Regions from separate parts of the Homo sapiens genome. Here region 2 is linked to region 1. Evidence: read pairs that join two places in POLR2A ChIA-PET (ENCODE). Cell type or tissue: MCF 10A. All regions are shown on one strand. Links, peaks and the distances in the headings refer to the core of each region. The heading gives the core; the rest is flanking DNA.

Region 1 (2,929 bases), core at 198-2,697:
ATTTATTAATTCATGGCTTAATCGCTTTTAAAGGTCCCAACTCAATACTGTTACCTTGGCAATTAAATTTGAACATGAGTTTTAGAATATACAAAAACATTCAAACCTAGCAACAAAGGAGGAGTCAAGGAAGTTAAAGACATAAGCAGTATCATGTGGGGTAAACATGTTCTTCTGACAGTGTCATCAGAAGACGTTTTGTGATGGAACACGATGGTCATCCACCACGCTGTTGATCTCAAAACATTAGAAACGTGCCCTGAATCCGACTGGCTTCCTCTTAACAACTTATGTATATAATATTCTTAATGTTACTTAAAATTATTTAATCAATTTATATTTTTAGTCAGTTCTAGGTTTAACTACATGATGCAGGACCCTCAAACCTCACTACCATTTTTTAAAAATCCCTAAAGTTACCTCCACAAATAGAATGTCCTTTTTCATTATGGATTTACCTGTTTACATCTGGACTTCAACCACATTCCCCCATTCACCATATCTTTTAACACTTTTATTTTTAAACATTGTCTGATCTTCTTAGTACCTACATATTTGAAAGATTTTTTCTTTCCATTTTCATTTATTTACCCTGGACCTTCTTTAGTGCTATGGTGTCTGTCTTGCAGTGCAGCAACCAAAACTGTATGCAGCATTCTAGGTAGCACTACAAGACGATATCCAGAGTTAAAAGCTCAAAATGACAGTAGTATAGTCTGCAAGTAACATGTGAGTGGTGAGCTGCGAGGGTAACCTGTGTTAACCTGAATGCTAATAGCTCATCAAAATGTTCTGAAAACAATACCCTGACATAAATTAATCATTCATGGTTCAGGTAAAAATTTCTATGGTTAGATCCTTGGAAACAGATTTTAGAATCAATGAAGAGTGCTTGTAGATGAAGAAGGGATTCTTGTCGATTAAAAATGAGGTGTAGGGAGAGCTTTTTATTGGACTATGTAGAAAAGGAAATTTACCACCTTTTTGACATTTCAGGGGTGGTATTCTACAGGCCATTTCCTTACACTGTCATATAACACTGCTTATAATTAATCCTGTATTTATTCTCAGGAAGTTTAAGTCAAGGAAGCAGTGGTTTTCAAATCACCCCGGTGTTAACACTCATTACTCACCAGAGGCTGCAATAATATGTAAGAGGTTAGCTGACAGATTAAACTGAAATTGAGCATAGGCTATTTGTATTTTAATCTTCCATGACCAGTTTGTTTGACATTAGTATAAATTTAAGAAGCCTGAAAAGCATAGCTAAAATAAACAATCAGTCCAACTCTGTGATCTCATTCCTCAGTCCTCATTCTTACCCTCACTCTGAGTGCTAGTGCGTGTTTGTGTGTGTGTACTATAGGGAGTGGCACTGAGGGGCAAGAAAAAGTGAAATAGGCACAAAAGTGAAAAGGCACAATTAACTTTACTTTGTGAAATGAAAGTAATAAATTGTGTCCCATTGTAGCCCTGAAGCTGCTCTTCATTTATAAAATGTGGATAACTATGACCCATAGAGCTTAATGAGTAACAAAAGAAATTGTATATTCCAAATATTTACTGCACTACAGTGACTTCATAGAGATGTTCTTGAGCATTGAATCATTACAATATTGCACAATCTCACCCCTTAAGGCAAGATAGGCAAGGGGTGATCATTGTCATCTTGGAAATATTTGGGGTTTAAATAATCAAAAGGTAAATGGGACTCCTTTATATTTCAGACATACTGAGAAGCAGATAAAATAGTGTTTGTGTGTGTTGCTCTCGGTTTACAAACACAATCTGAATCAAATTGCTTGGGTTCAAATCCCACCTCTGCCCAGCTGTGGGATCTTGAATAAATTATCAAAATATTTCTTAGCTTTTGCATCTATAAAAAGTAAAAAAAAAAAAGTACCTTTTTCATACAGTTATTAACAGGATTCAAAATGATAAATCATTAGAAAAACATGGCACACAGTAAGTACCCAATAAACACTATTATTATTAATCAGTAACCTATGTGTACATGCATCAAAGATATCTCCTAATAGGCTTCTCCACTAACCACAGTATTTGACCCAGTGAATAGATAACAATGGAGTCACAGCAAAGCTGCCAAACTGAATGTACTCAAGCTTGCTTCATGTTTTAAGCACTAAAGTATATTTGACATTGCATTTAAAAATATCAGAGTAACATAATGTAAGCCAAAATTCCACAACCATTTTAGAAATATGTGGTTTGTAAAGAAGATAAAGTCTTACCCATAATTATTTAAGAAATGTTAGATTTAAAATAATTTTTGGCCAATTTTTCTAGTTTAACTCAACATTTTTGCAAATACATATCATTCTGAATTATTTACTGATATCTGAAATGTAATGAATAAAATTCTATATTATAACAGAATTTTTACTGGCACTACAAGAATGGATTTTAGAATACTGATTAAAAGTGCTAGGAATTGGAGTCAGAAAAAACTTGATTCAAATTCCTACTCTAAGGGAGAAAGAGAGATACCAGTCATGGGGTACAAAGTTTTAATAATATAAGATGAATAATTCCCAGAGATCTATTGTACAACATAGTGCCTATAATAACAATACTGTGTTATATGCTTACAAATGTGCTAAGAGTGTATATTAAGTGTTAACTAATCATACCAAAAATTGTTTATTCATAAGGTAGGAGGAAACATTTTGGAGGTGATGGATATGTTTATGGCATACACTGTGGTGACAGTTTCACTTGTGTATACTTATCTCCAAACTCATCAAGTCATATAGAGTGAATATGTACAGCTTTTTGTATGCCAATCATATTTCAATAAAGTGGTTTTTAAAATGCCCTATTCTGCTGTTCAATCCTCTATGATTATGGAAGATTGTATTTCTAAGATCTGACTGCAGTAATATTTCCCATCCCTCATGATCTTCATATA
Region 2 (2,929 bases), core at 147-2,646, 120 kb after region 1:
ATGACAACTGTATTCAACATGTTACTGTTGGCAGTTTAGGTAATTTTAAGAGACTGAATTCTGGAGGCTGGGAACCACAACTCCAGAGTCTCCTCACATTACAGAAATTGGAGCAAGATTTTTATATTCTTTGTGCCAATTTTCCCGTATCTGTAAATTGAGGAACACAGCAATATCTATCTCATAGGTTGATTGTAAGGATAAATGAGATGATGAATATAAATGGGTTATGTGGACTCTGTTATTTAATACATCCTTCCAAACATGAACTGGCTGTGAATATATTTCTTGTGGTGGAAAAAACAAAATCTTTGCAATTAAGGAGACCTGACCTTCAGTACCAGCTGACCAGTTAAATGAGCAAGTTACTTAAGACTTCTCTAAACCTGCTTCCTTATCTCTAAAATATGGCTACCAACAAGTATGTTGTAAAGATTAAATATGAAGATATGCAAAGTACCATATAGCATCAGATTATTATTATATTCATTATAATTCTACAATAAAAAATAAAGAAATGAGCTGACTACAGTGGCTGGCACTTGCAGTCCTAGCTACTCTGGAGGCTGTAGTGGGAGAATTGCCTGAGCCCAGGAGTTTGACACTGCAGTGAGCTATGATCACATCACTGCACTCCAACCTGGGCAACAGAGCAAGGCTTTATCTCTTAAAAAACAAAACAAAACAAAACAAAACACAAGAAAGAAAGGAGGAAATGGATACAGTGATCTGAACATGATCCCAGTACAGGCAAAACAATGAATAAGACTGTAAACCATCTAATTTGCTGTCTGCAGGGTTTGGAGTCAACCAGAAAATTTGGAAGTCATCTCCATTCCCACCTCCTACGGCACCAATGCTTGTCAATTCTACCTATAAATATCTGCTTAATCTGTCTGCCTCTTTGTTTGTACCACAGCCACCTGGCACAGACCCCTGTCATTTGGTTTTTCGGCCACTGTAACAGCCTCTCAGACTCAGTCTGGACCGTTCTCCATACAGTAGCTAGAATGACACTCTAAATAAAAACCCAGCCATGTCACACCCTTTTAAATCCCTTTAGCAACTTCCCATTGTCCTTGGGATAAAATCCAAATCTCTTATATGGGACCTCAGCCAGCATCTATTGCCTCTCCCATGATTTCCGAAGTAGGCTCAATGCCAGAGATTCTGAATGCATCATCCTCTTGGCTCACAAATTTCATACATGCTCCCTCTGACAGGAACACTGTCCTCCTTCCTCTTTAACTCCCTAACAGTGTCCCTCTGCTCTCAGCTGAAACACCAGTTCCTCAAGGAGGCTTTTCCTGACTCCACTGGAGGTTCAGAACTCCCAACCCCCATCCCAAACGCCACAGTTGCACCCCGTACCTCTCCCAACACAACCTCCAACAACCTTTATTTATGTTGCCTGGGTAATTTTGTACATGGAAAAGGTATCTACAGAAAATATAGATAGGTTCCTTGACCATGTGTGTCTTATGTATTCACCACTCACCTAGGGCCTGGCCCTTAGTGGATGATCAGAAACATTTGTTAAATCAATCCATTCAAGTGCAACTGCACAATTCATTTCTGTGTTCTGTGTATCATGTATGTAACTTGAAATGAAGAGAAATAAAAAATTACATCCTAGTCTTTGACACATTTCTAATTTTTTTCTCTATTTCTGAGAGTAGAAAAAAACAAACAGCTTCTAATTTGTTCCCTTTTCTGAAAAAGCATAAGAAAAGAACAAATTTAATTATAAGATTCTTCCTCTTTCCTCTCCACTAACATTCAAAATCCCGCTTCCATTGTTTCCTCATAGAGCAGCAACTCTGAGCTTTAAACAAATATTTTTAGATATAGAATCTATGACTTCTTCAAAGTTAGTAATGAGAAACGAATTTGAAAAGAAATGTCTCTTGGGCTCAAACTCTTACCGCTCGCATCAGCAGCTATTGGATATGAAAGACTCCATACCCCTCTCCCCATGGTCCCCTGAGCCAAAATGAAAAGGCTTTCTACCAGCACCTGGAGCACAGCATTCCCCAGTCAGTGGCAGGAGGAGAGTGCCAAGGACTCCAGGCAGCCGTCTGTGTCACCCAAGCTAAAATCCACCTCTGGAAAATACATAATAACATCCCCTTAGAGAAATATTAGATCTGCTTCACTGCTCTTTCTGGCATATTTTATCCCACTTTGTCGTCCTCTCTCCCTACGTGCCAGGATCGCAAACCCTTTCTCTCAGCAGGAAAGCATGCAAGTCAAATGCCATCATAATCACTTTGTGTTTCCCTGCAGAGGGAAAGGAGGGCTCCTTGCATGTGAAAAACTTATCAGTTCCTAATGGAATGGAGTGACTTTTCAAAGGTCACAGGCAGCATGCAGTTAGGGGCCATAATACGCACCTAACAAACTGTGGAAGAGAATAAGCCTGGGCTAGTCCCTTGCATTGCTTCAAGTCCACTTTCCTATTTCTGCCATCATCCAGGAGATACACTGACACTCTGCAGCTGAGCCTGGCCCCTGGTGCACCAGCAGATGGCTTGGCTGCCTCTACAGCTTTCCTTATGCAGAAACAGCACTATTTCAAACAGTGTGTGTGTGTGTGTGTGTGTGTGTGTGTGTGTGTATGTGTATATATATATATGTGTGTGTGTATATATATATATGTGTGTGTGTATACACACATATATATATATGTGTGTGTGTATACACACATATATATGTGTGTGTGTGTATACACACATATATATATGTGTGTGTGTGTATACACACATATATGTGTGTGTGTGTATACACACATATATATATATAAATTTCCCCCCTTATTTTAAAATCCAAAGGATTGAAAAGACCTTTTGTCTGCAGTAAAGCACTGATGAGACTAGCATAAATATAACTTGAAAGAAACCCGCTTATTGGAATTTTTGCCTCCCATCCC

Evidence for each region. Peaks named below come from ENCODE experiments on the same cell type or tissue, not always from the same donor. Only the 100,000 strongest peaks of a DNase experiment are listed, where the experiment ranks them.
Region 2: POLR2A ChIA-PET joins it to region 1 with 5 read pairs; 1 of 35 experiments calls an interaction of 5 or more read pairs at or near these places.

What each region holds. Positions count from the first base shown.
Region 1 is chr1:193,706,110-193,709,038 of GRCh38, reverse strand. The region is part of intron 3 of LOC124904475 (a long non-coding RNA gene); the gene reads right to left. Among named protein-coding and RNA genes, the nearest start is that of LINC01031, 400 kb to the right of the region's middle. In MCF 10A, for the core only: no CTCF peak of the experiment used is centred there; a DNase peak (open chromatin) is centred at 1,618.
Region 2 is chr1:193,587,969-193,590,897 of GRCh38, reverse strand. The region is part of intron 3 of LOC124904475 (a long non-coding RNA gene); the gene reads right to left. Among named protein-coding and RNA genes, the nearest start is that of LINC01031, 280 kb to the right of the region's middle. In MCF 10A, for the core only: no CTCF peak of the experiment used is centred there; a DNase peak (open chromatin) is centred at 1,147.